2 separate regions of the Homo sapiens genome follow, and region 2 is linked to region 1. The links are chromatin contacts, found by Hi-C or POLR2A ChIA-PET in ENCODE. All regions are on one chromosome and are shown on one strand. Each heading gives the region's core, a stretch centred on a gene start or an enhancer-like site at or near the end of the contact. The rest is flanking DNA. Distances are from core to core; before and after follow the strand shown. Region 1 overlaps TFCP2 (transcription factor CP2). Region 2 holds the start of TFCP2 (transcription factor CP2).

Region 1 (6,174 bases), core at 1,825-4,324:
AAATGCCAGTCACAAAAGGACAAATACTGTATGATTTCATTTATGCAGTACTTAGTAGTCCAATTCATAGAGACAGAAAGGAGAATAGTGGTTACCAGGGGCTGTGAAGAAGGGAGAATGGGGAGTTGTTGTTTAACAGGTACAGACTTCTGGTTTTGCAGATGAGAAAAGTTCTGGAGATGGATGATAGTGATGGTTACACAATAATGTGAATGTACCTAATGTTACTGAACTATCCACTTAAAAATGGTTAAAATGATAACTTTTATGTAATGTATATTTTACCACAACTTAAAAAACAACAAAATCAACCTATAGTTGCTATGGAACTAAAGTGTTTACACTTCCAACTTCAATTTTGATATCATTTTAACTTGTATTACTTAAAATTTTTTATGCTTAGTAAATAATTTCAAGGTTTATACTAATTGAGCCTCTCAAGCATATGAATCAAGGTAAATGTCAAATAAAGAAAACCAACTCTGGGTCCATAGCTAAAGGCATTTCCTAGGCAATAGATTCTCTTAACTCACCTATGTCAAGAATTCTGTCTCCAGGTCGGTTCCACCTCCAGCCCTCTAGCTGCTGATGCTCAGTGTACTGAAGCCTTCTGTCATGGAACACCACACGGAATATACTCTAAAAGGATACAACAAAATCAGATGATAACAAGACCTCTTGAAAATCAGTGCTGACAAAGAAAAACTAGCAGGATTCACTGCCAGTTTGTTTCTAAACGCAATCTAAAATTATTTTTCTTAAGATCTGTTTCACTCTAAAACCCATACCATACTAAGTGCTATTTCAGGATAAAATTTTATAATTTCTCAGATATAATCTTTTTTTTTTTTTTTGAAACAGATTTTGCTCTTGTTGCCCAGGTTGGAGTGCAATGGTGTGATCTCGGCTCACCGCAACCTCCACCTCCCGGGTTCAAGGAATTCTCCTGCCTCAGCCTCCTGAGTAGCTGGGATTACAGGCATGTGCTACCACGCCTGACTAATTTTGTATTTTTTGTAGAGACAGGGTTTCTCCATGTTGGTCAGGCTGGTCTCAAACTCCCAACCTCAGGCGACCCGCCCGCCTCAGCCTCTCAAAGTGCTGGGACTATAGGCGTGAGCCACCGGGTCCAGCCAATTTCTCAGATAGAATCTTTATAGTTAACTGGTACCATATTTAAAACTTGGCTTAAACTTCAGTCCGATGGTAACTAGGAATAAAGTACTCCTGTCTGAAGCGTTTCTGCACACCTCTTCTGTTATACCACGGCCTATCTGGCTTAGCTCTTCAGATGTATATGAAAAACTCACCAACTCCCCCGCTTGCTAACCCACCATACAACCTGTAAACACTGAGGGTAGGTAGAGCCTGTTTCCATCAACTTTCCTTTTGTTACTCTTACTTTGTAGAAGTGCCTATTAATTCCTCCCACCACCTTTTGACAAAACTCCTCTGTTTCAACTGTGCTGTGAATTATCAAAATCCTAACTGTTAATCTAGACTAAGAGAACTGCTCTTCATCAAAGTAGCTTCTGTTTTCCTTGCTATAAGACTAAGTATCAAAAAAGACACTGAGGCTTCTCTAAAGATCTCAAGGAGGTTACTTTACTCCACCCAAAAGAACTTCACTGAGCCAGGGGTGATTACCCTGGACAGGGAGTGGTAAGCGTTCTATTTCTGCAGCTCTGAAAAATTCATGTGAATACTGGGGCTTACTCTGACCCCAAAGAAATAACACATCAGCTTACTACTCTGCCAACAAATTACTGCAGGCAAGAGATACCATTAAGCCATTGGAAGCAAAAGAACATTAACAACAACAACAAAATTTAAAATCCCAAAAGGATTAGTAAAAAATATTGTACAGAAGAATGATTTATTCGTTTTACCTTCACCAATTTGCCATTAATTTCTGGAAGTTCTCCAAGTTTCCTATTGTCTAGCATTCGAATTTCATAAGACTGTCCTAGAAGAAAAAGTAATTACATATTATATTCACCACAAATTAACTTTGCTAGATTCGGAAAGAATAAAATTCAGTTGGTTGAATATACAACAGTATAATAATATTATTAGTATTAGTAACAACAATCAGAAGCCTTTACAAGATGCTCAGCACTGTGCTAAGTATTGTCACATTATCTCATTTAACTGATATACTTTTCTAAGGTATTATCAATCCCATTTTACAGACAAAGAAATTGAAACTTAAAAGAGTTTTAGCAACTTGTCCAAGGCCACACAATTGGTAAATAATAGAGCCAGGTAGAGTAATACTTCTCAGACAGTAACCAATGGGAGTGTCTAGGGAATATGATTAGGAAGAGGAAGCTGGACACTAAAAATGGACAGCTAAGCAAAAGAAGCTAGTAATAGATATCAAGTATGACATTAGAACTCAAATCTCTGAAGTAGGACTTCTAGTTTGATAGGCCACACTAGAAAGATCTAAGTTTTTACATATAAGTGTACCTAATAAAACATCATAAATGGCCGGGCACGGTGGCTCACGCCTGTAATCCCAGCACTTTGGGAGGCCAAGGCAGGCGGATCATGAGGTCAGGAGATCGAGACCATCCTGGCTAACACGATGAAACCCTATCTCTACTAAAAATACAAAAAAATTAGCCGGGTGTGGTGGCGGGTGCCTGTGGTCCCAGCTACTCAGGAGGCTGAGGCAGGAGAATGGTGTGAACCCGGGAGGCAGAGCTTGCAGTGAGCCAAGATGGCGCCACTACACTCCAGCCTGGGTGACGCCGTCTCAAAACAAACAAACAAACAAAAAAATCATAAATACAGTAGGTCTGCAATAGTACTAATGAATGAGGAAGCATCTAACCTTGATTGAGATACGTTAGGGTTTCATCATGGAGTTTCACTGCTGGAGAGGTAGCAGCACAAAGCACATATTGAAAAGGCAGGATTTTATTCTCATTATCAGGAGGCAAACTCGACTCTTCTTGCTTAAAAATGGGCAATGCAAGGACATCACTAAAATAAAACAAATGACTCACATTAATACCTGGCAATGGTGCAAACGCAGGTTTATTGCTGAATGATTTAACTGCAATGCTTTGGAAAGCCATAAACATTACTCACCTTGGTGGAGTTTCATCCCAAGAATTCCATTTAGATTACCTGCTGTGATATCCCCCTGACCACAACAGTGTGGGTGATGACAGATATTCACTGCTAAAACCACTAAGTGTTAAAGAGAATGTTTCTAGGAATCATAGACAGGGGTTCCTAAAAGGACTGTGGAAATTATAAACAGAGTTCTAAAATGTATAAATCTAGGACATTCAGTAACGTCTTCATTCTCAGAAAGGCAACAACTATACTATCTATATAACCATATCAGCTGATTTACTATAAGGACTAAAATAACTTCTACAATTCCTTAGAAGCCACGTGAAAAGGACAAATCAATAACGAGTATATATTTCAAGGTCATCTTACATTCTGTGGAATAACAACTAATATTGAGATGTTCCTACAAGCCATTTCCTCTAAGAAAAAGCTTTTTGTATCTATCAGTTTATCTAAACTTGCAAACCAAAGACACATACCCATCCTTTGTCAGTGGGAATGTAAAACCACACTCTCATCCTTTTGTCAGTAGCAATGTACAATGACATAAAACAGTTTAGGAAAAGGTTTGGCAGTTTTTTATAAAATTAAACATGCAGTCAGGCACAGTGGCTCATGCCTGTAATCCCAGCAATTTGGGAGGCCGAGGTGGGCGGATCACCTGAGGTCCGGAGGTGGAAACCCGCCTGACCAACATGGCGAAACCCTGTCTCTACTAAAAATACAAACCTAGCTGGGAGTGGTGGCGCATGCCTGTAATCCCAGCTACTCAAGAGGCTGAGGCAGGAGAACTGCTTGAACCCGGGAGGTGGAGGTTGTAGTGAGCCGAGATGGTGCCACTGCACTCCAGCCTGGGCAACAAAGGCGAAACTCCATCTCAAAAAAAAAAAATTAATTAAAAAAATTAAATTAAATTAACCATGCATCTATTGACCCAGCAATTCCACCCATTGGTACTTATCCAAGAAAAATGAAAATGTAAGTCCACCCAAGACTTGTTATAAATGTTCACAGCATAAAAGCAAAAACTAGGCCAGGTGCTCACGCCTGTAATCCCAGCACTTCGGGAGGCCGAGGCGGGTGGATCACCTGAGGTCAGGAGTTTGAGACCAGCCTGGCCAACATGGTGAAACCCTGTCTCTACCAAAATTACAAAAATTAGCTGGGTGTGGTGGCGCATGCCTGTGGTCCCAGATACTTGGGAGGCTGAGGCAGGAGAATCACTTGACCTCAGGAGGCAGAGGTGCAGTGAGCCGAGATCGTGGCACTGCACTCCAGCCTGGGCAACAAAGCAAGACTCTGTCTCAAAAAAAAAAAAAAAAAAAAAAAAGAACAACAACAACAACAAAAAAATAAAAACTGGAAAGAACCTAAATGTTCATGAGTAAGAGAACGGATGTACAAACCATGGTATATCCATACAATGGACTACTCAGTGAAACAAAGGAATGCAACACGGATGAATCTCACAGATATAATGCTCGACAAAAAAAGCCGGACACAAAGAATGTGTAATGCATGGTTCTGTTTATATGACAGTCTAAAACAGGCAGAGCCAAAGAGAACAATGGTTTCCTGGTGGGGCAGGGGATGACTTGGAAGGTATATAAGGGAACTTTGTAGGGAGATAAAAATGTATTATACTATGATAGGTCTGCTACGTGGTTGTAACTGTAACAGCTTATTTTTGCATCTCATTGTATATGAATTTTACCTAAAAAAAAAATTATTGATTAGAGGATGGGGAATAGGTAGAAGTAAAAATAATAAAAGAGGGCTAGGTGTGGTGGCTCACGGCTGTAATTCCAGCACTTTGGGAGGCCAAGGCAGGCAGATCACTTGAGGCCAGGAGTTCAAGACCAGCTTGGCCAACATGGTGAAACCCCATCTCTACTATTAATAAAAATACAAAAATTAGATGGGTGTGGAGACACACATCTGTAATCCCAGCTATGTCAGAGGCTGAGGCACGAGAATCACTTGAGCCGAGATTGTGCCACTGCACTCCAGCCTGGGCGACATAGCGAGACTGTGTCTCAAAAAAAAAAAAAAAAAAAAGGTAAAAAGAGTAGTAACATGTTAAAGCAAGGTGATGAGTACAAGAGGGTTCATCATATTATTCTGTTTACTTTGTATATGTTTGAAATTTTCCACAGTAAAGTTTTTTTTAAAAAAGAAAAAATATATATAGGCCACAGAGTACTTCTGGGTACAAAAGAAAAGGAACAGGGTACATGAAATAAAAGAAACAATTAAGATTCCCTTGGCTAGGCACGGTATGGCTCATGCCTGTAATCCCAGCACTTTGGGAGGCCAAGGGGGGCAGATCACTTGAGGTCAGGAGTTTGAGACCAGCCTGGCTAGCATGGTAAAACCCCGTCTCCACTAAAAGTACAAAAATTAGCCGGGCGCGTTGGCGCGCGCCTAGTCCCAGCTACTTGGGAGGCTGAGGCAGGAGAATTGCTTGAACCTGGGAGGTGGAGGTTGCAGTGAGCCAAGATCGTACCACTGCACTGAAGCCCGGGAGACAGAGCGAGACTCCATCTCAAAAGAAAAAAAAATATTCCCCCAAAAGATCAGAAGTCAGGAATCCAGTGATTTTTTTTTTTTTTTTAAGACAGTCTCACTCTGTCTCCCAGGCTTGAGTGCAGTGGCACGATCTCGGCTCACTGCAACCTCCACCTCCCGGGTTCAAGTGACTCTCCTGCCTCAGACTCCCAAGTAGCTGGGACTACATGCACACGCCACCACACCCGACTAACTTTTGTATTTTTAGTAGAGACGAGGTCTCACCATGTTGGCCAGGCTGGTCTCAAACTCCTGACCTCAAGTGATCTGCCCACCTCAGCCTCCCAAAGTACTATGATTATAGGCATGAGCCACCACACCCAGCCCAATGATTCTTGTTAACATTCCCCATGTTCAAAATGAAATACATTGAAATCTTTACCTATAATTTAAATATTAAGCTTCTAAAGAGACAAAAATGCTTTTGTTTTAACCATTCACAGATGAAAAAGCAATTCTTTATATGTACCTATATATCTCACCTGTATACACATTTTCCCCAATACATCAGATTAC
Region 2 (6,174 bases), core at 2,537-5,036, 54 kb after region 1:
AAATTAGCCGGGCATGATGGCGTGCGCCTGTAGTGCCAGCTACTCGGGAGGCTGAGGCAGGAGAATCGCTTGAACCCGGGAGACAGAGGTTGCAGTGAGCTAAGATCACACCACTGAATTCCAGCCTGGGCAACAGAGCGAGACTCCATCTCAAAAAGAAAAAAAAAAAGTCAAGAGAATAGTGACAAGTACCTAACACATGAAAAAAAGGATGAAAAAAACAAAAAAGCCAGGCGTAGTGTTATATGCCTATAGTCTCAGCTACTCGGAAGGCTGAAGTGAGAGGATCACTTGAGCCCGGGAGATGGAAGTTCTACTGAGCCGAGATGGTGCCACTGCACCCCAGCCTGAGTGACAGAACAGGACCCGTCTCAAAAAGAAAAGAAAAGAAGAAAGTACTTAAAATGTTGGCACACTATACTCTCAAGAACTCAAAGTGATGTTTGAAACTTGTGCATTTGATTTTGATGTTGAAAAAACTAAATGTGTAAATATGCAAGCCATTCTAATGTCTGTGAAAAACACAGAGTATGATTTGTAAAGAACTCTTAATTAAATGTAAGATGGCATAGTATCAAGAGCATATGGTATTGCACCTAGTAGATTAACAAATGTTTGCTGGTGATGTTAACTATTTTTATAATGAGTACAGTTATATTTAATTATTTCCAGCCTAACCTCTGGTAACCTAAACAAAATCAAACTTTTTGCTGTGAATATCTTTACACAAGTAACAGCATAAAAAATTGTCAAATATTATGTCAGACGCTCATGTGTAAGTTCAGGGTCAGGGCACTTACTTTCAGACCAAATTAACCTCTGTTTTTATGCTCAGACTTACATAAACAAGGATAGGTAAAACCAAAGTTAAATTTCTCATGACTAAGAACACTGCATGATAGAACATATGGAACTCAAGTTTCCCTGAAAATCACTAAAATATTTATATAACGATAGTATTTTTTTCCAATTTTTCTTAATTTTTAAAATCTTTCTTTTTTTTTAATTTTAAGAGATGAGGTCTCACTCTGTCACCAGGCTGGAGTACAGTGGTGCAATCACAACTCACTGCAGACTCAAACTCCTGGGCTCAAGCAATCCTCCCACCTCAGTCTCCTGAGTAGCTGGGGCTACAGGAACATGCCACCAGGCCTGGGTAATTTATTTGTTGATTTATTTGTGGAGAGCGGGTCTTGAACTCCTTGGCTTCAAGAGATCCTCCAGTCTCCACCCCCCAAAGTGCTGGGATTACAGGCATGATTATTATTTAGAATAATAGTCTTTATTATTCTAAGTAAAGATTCCTGAAGATGCTGAAGTATTAAATTCTCTCCCCCTTTTTTTTTTTGAGACGGAGTTTTACTCTTGTTGCCTAAGCTGGAGTGCAATGATGCGATCTCTGCTCACTGCAACCTCCGCCTCCCGGTTCAAGCAATTCTCCTGCCTCAGCCTCCCAAGTAGCTGGGATTACAGGCGTGCGCCACCACACCCGTCTAATTTTTTGAATTTTTAGTAGAGACGGGGTTTCACCATGTTGGCCAGGCTGTTCTCGAACTCCTGACCTCGTGATCCGCCCACCTCAGCCTACCAAAGTGCTGGGATTACAGGCATGAGCCACCGTGCCCGGCCTGAAGTATTAAATTCTAACTCATAATTTTACTTCAGTGAGGTAAGTCTACTTTGAATTGGCAGGAATAAAGGAACTTTATATAACTCTTAAAAGATCTCATTATCAGAATGAAAAATGCATCTACTTTCCCCCTAAAAAGCATCTTTCCCCTATGAACTCATAAACCCAATGAAAATGTTAAGTTCTAGTCTCTTGACTCACTTATTTAGATTAAGTCTTAATAATGCATTAGGAAACCCAATTATAGTCCATCTACCCCTAAGATGCAGCTGTTTCAACATTTCCATACAGGATTCTTACACATCTATAAATGAAATAAACTATACTGGAGGAATGAAGCAGCCAATGCATGCAACAAGTTATATAGGCAATAATGTTGCTTTCAAAGGAGTTTTTGTTTTGTTTTGCTTTGTTTTTCAAATGGAGTCTCACTTTGTTGCCCAGGCTGGAGTGCAATGACACCATCTCTGCTCACTGCAACCTCCGCCTCCCGGGTTCAAGCGATTCTCCTGCCTCAGCCTCCCGAGTGGCTGGGATTACAGGCCCGCGCCACCACACCCGGCTAATTTTTGTATTTTTAGTAGAGACGGGGTTTCACCACGTTGGCCACGATGGTCTCGAACTCCTGAGCTCAAGTGATCCGCCCGCCTCAGCCTCCCAAAGCGCTGGGATTACAGGCGTGAGCCACCGCACCCGGCCGAAAGGAGATTTTTCATCTGTTATCAACAACTGGCTTGATACATAAAGATCCAGAAGCATCTTAAGTTTTCTTCGTCACTTTTTCATTTCACAGCTTATGTTTTAAAAGTCAGAAATCCCAGAATTAAGTAAAGTCTTAAAGCAAGCTAGTGGTAAGATAGAGCTGTACGGACTTCTTCATCAAGGACTTCCATATCTTTCCAACAAGAAACGAACCAATATTCATCATTAAGCACCAGCTCCCAATTTCCCAACTTCCTAGATACCATTCCTATGCTATATGTAACCCTTCTTCACACAACGTCAGACTTACCCACACATACACCATCAGTCCCCAAGTCTCCCACATTGGCACAAAAGCCTCTCAACATTCATCTGGTTACTAATCAGGGACCACTTCCTTCTTCCACTGATTCTGCACAGGCTTCATATCGCCTACAATCGCTTTTTCCATTTCTTCCACAACACTAACTACTCAAAGCGACAAAAGAACAAGTCCCTTTTCCCCAATCGTAAACAGCTTTTTAAAACTCTATACACCTCCTTCCCACTCAACCCCTTTTCTTAGTGTCTATCCGCCTTTGTTATTCAGAAGGTGTAGGGTCTGGGAAAATCTCACTCACCTCATGCTATAGGCACCAGCACCCAGTTCCTGGCCGATCCCGGACAGGCTAGCATCAAAGTCCTGCACCAACCCGGATTCAATCACTTCGTCGGCCAGAGGCAGCTTCAGAGCCCAGGCCATCCTGGCTCCTTCCTTGCCCCAGGAGACACCGTGTCTTGTACAAAGGCGCGGAGGGTAATTCTACCCAACAGGAGTAACGCAAACCAAGAAAACTACAAACCAAGGTTTCCCACGCAGTGCCCACCAGCCACCCCCAAGCCCGACCAGCACTGCTCTGTGCACAACTAATCTCCCGTACCCTTGGCTGCTCGTTCTTGGCTGCCCCAGGTTCCAAAATCCCCCCTGCCCAGCTCTCAGGAACGTGAGGACCCCTTTGCTCAACTACTGCAGACTTCCCAGAGGCAGCTCTGGACTCCCGCACTCCCACTCCTCTTGAGAGTTCGTAGTGGTGGCTTGCTGCTTCCCAGTCAGACCAGCAGCAGCCGCAGGAAGCCAGCCCGGCGCTCCCACGCTGCTTTTGCACCTTTTCCCCCGCCCCTTTCTGCTGGAGGCCCCCTCCCTCCCAGGTCTCGCTCTCTCTTTCCCCTCCAGGCCTCGCTTCCGGTCAGTCCCACGATCACTTCCGGTCACCCCTTCTCAACCCCACGGCTTAGAACCAAATCCAGGTTTCCGCTGAGCCGACTTCTCGCCCTCTGTAGCCCCCCACGGCCTGGAAACATGGAAGGAGAAAGTCCAGCACAGGCGTAAAACCTAGACTCGCCAGGCCCTTCCACCGTCCGCCGCCCCAGCGCCAACCAATCATGGCGTCCTCTTTCCTCGCCTGCCCGGCGAACATGACGTCACGCTGTCGTTCGCCTATAAAGAAGAGACCGCGTCAGTCTCGGCAGCGATGATAGGCGGGCTGCGCCACGGCTCTGCCCCCGAGATGGGCTGGGCGATCACGGGGAGGACCCGGCGTGCAAGTGTCCGGGTTTAAACGTGTATCCGTGTAGTTACCAGAGTTCTGGTATTCGCTACCCATCAAGTCGTCACCCTGAGCCATGGAAGGAGCCCTTCTTCTAGCCTTATGAACCCACTCCACCCCTGGCGGACTCTTGACGGCTTCCCAAACGCTCCTTACGTGTGTGCGCTTGCTCCTGCCCATACTCCTGTCTCCTTAAACTCACCTCTCCGGAGGTCAAGACCCTGCATAAGTCCCACTTCCCTGTATATTCATTTTATCTTCGGCATCCTCTCTAATGCATTTGAACAGAAAAGCATGAGATCAGTAAAAATGTGGTTTTTAGGCCGGGCGCGGTGGCTCACGCCTGTAATCCCAGCACTTTGGGAGGCCGAGGCGGGCGGATCACCTGAGGTCGGGAGTTCAAGACCAGCCTGACCAACATGGAGAAACCCCGTCTCTACTAAAAATACAAAAATTAGCTAGGTGTGGTGGCGCGGGCCTGTAATCCCAGCTACTCGGGAGGCTGAGGCAGGAGAATCTCTTGAACCCAGGAGGCGGAGGTTGCAGTGAGCCGAGATCGCGCCATTGCACTCCAGCCTGGGCAACAAAAGTGAAACTCCGTCTCAAAAAAAAAAAAAAAAAAAAAAAAAAAAAAAAAAAAAACAGTGGTTTTTAAAAGGTTGTTGTGCTGGTATGGGGTGTTGGAATTTAAAAGATCTGAAAATCAGAGTTTAGGCTGGCGTCTTCATTTGCTACTTTGGTGTCTTCAGAACAATTGCTTAATGTCACAGATTTAGCTTCCTCGTTTGTAAACGGGAGTGGGAGTAACTTTATCTGCTCCACCTTCCTCCTTTGAGGATTGAGTAATAATGGCCATTGTTTATTAAGTATCAACTACTGCTAGGAACTTTATTACACTATGAGTAGTCCTCAAAGCGATCTTGGAATTAGAATTATAAAGCTAAATTTAATGACTCTTATTTTATCAGTAAGAAACCAAGGCTAAGCCCTTAAATTGGCCGGAGCTAAATTGACATGCCAGCTTCAGAGCTGATTCCAAAGCCTGGCATTTTTCGTTACAAGACATTGCCTTTATGTGAAAGTCTTGGTTCATTGTTGTATTCCGTTGCTGAATTTTTTAAAATCTGCCTTGACTTATACTTTTGTATATATCTGCCTCTCTCACTAGATTGATCTAAAGAATAAGGAATAGGTCTTTTTCAGGCTTGCGTTCTAAATATCTCCTACTATAGTTCCTGCTTTCAACAGGACTTTTAAACATGTTTATTGAATTTAAAAAGGAATGAAAAAGGAATAAGAGAACCAAGAAAAAGAGAGAAGTTGACATGAAGATGGCAACATGTTGTGCTGGTATGGGGTGTTTCAGCCACAGGCATCTCTCTGAAGGCTCCAGGCTTAAACCTGCCGTCTTACCTTGGTAAGCCCTAGGATCAAAGTCTTAGCTCATTCTGGAGACATTCAGTATCTCTTTAAGCCATCTTTTCTTCCCATGAGCCAGTTCTATCTCAAAATGTGTGACTGTGGATAAAGGAATGGGTCCTGGGCTCATAGACAAAAAGAGAGATGTCACATGGAGATCTGAGGGCTCAAAGTTTTTGGGTTTTGTTTTTGTTTTTGAGATAGAGTCTTGGTCTCTCGAACAGGCTGGAGTGCAGTGGCGCAATCTCAGCTCACTGCAACCTCCATCTCCCAGGTTCAAGCAATTCTCCTGCCTCAGCCTCCCGAGTAGCTGGGATTACAGGTGTGTACCACCACACCCGGCTAATTTTTGTATTTTTAGTAGCGACGGGGTTTCACCATGTTGGCCAGGCTGGTTCTGAACTGACCTCAAATGATCCACCTGGCGCAGCCTCCCAAAGTGCTGGGATTACAGGCGTGAGCCACCGTGCCCGGTGGTCAAAATCCTTTGTAAACCAGCATTGTACTTAGGGTATTTTTAAACCTCTCTTAGATAGAGCCATGCCTTGTTTGACCATCAGCTCCATCTCTAGCTGTGTAATCTCAGGCAAGTAACTTTACATCTCTGAGCCTCAGTATTTTAATGCATAAATTAGTGAAAATAATACCTCCCCCTAAAATTGTTGTGAGTATTTTTTTTTTGAGACGGAGTCTCGCTCTGTCACCCAGGCTGGAGTGCTGGAGTGCAGTGGCGCGATCTCAGCTCACTGCAAGCTCCGCCTCCCGGGTTCACACCATTCTCCTGCCTCAGCCTCTCCGAGTAGCTGGGATTACAGGCGCCCGCCACCATGCCCAGCT

What was found. Hi-C counts contacts between places; a loop is a spot of excess contacts on that map. ChIA-PET counts read pairs that join two places held with the same protein, here RNA polymerase II (POLR2A). Pooled maps may share reads with other maps.
Region 2: a map of mammary epithelial cell shows a loop between it and region 1 (7-fold over the local background). The contact joins the promoter of TFCP2 here to the enhancer-like site in region 1. A Hi-C loop is called at or near these places in 7 of 168 maps with a recorded cell type or tissue (Caco-2, IMR-90, PC-3 and 4 more) and 4 of 50 pooled maps. POLR2A ChIA-PET finds 5 or more read pairs at or near these places in 6 of 52 experiments (K562, MCF 10A, PC-9 and 1 more).

Annotation. Positions count from the first base shown.
Region 1 is chr12:51,115,782-51,121,955 of GRCh38, forward strand. It overlaps TFCP2 (transcription factor CP2), which reads right to left. Exons shown (of 15, transcript NM_005653.5): 2 at 2,840-2,991; 3 at 1,890-1,966; 4 at 534-639. Among named protein-coding and RNA genes, the nearest start is that of CSRNP2, 35 kb to the left of the region's middle. Within about 2 kb of position 3,075, at least 2 of the 41 ENCODE cell types and tissues checked have a DNase peak (open chromatin) inside an H3K27ac peak, as active enhancers do; they include PC-9, where a contact is called at or near this core.
Region 2 is chr12:51,169,349-51,175,522 of GRCh38, forward strand. TFCP2 (transcription factor CP2) reads right to left here and starts at 3,787. Exons shown (of 15, transcript NM_005653.5): 1 at 2,953-3,787. The coding sequence starts at 3,074. LOC124902933 (a long non-coding RNA gene) reads left to right here and starts at 5,207. Exons shown (of 2, transcript XR_007063307.1): 1 at 5,207-5,335. RefSeq lists enhancers at 3,070-3,119, 3,220-3,967, 4,060-4,109.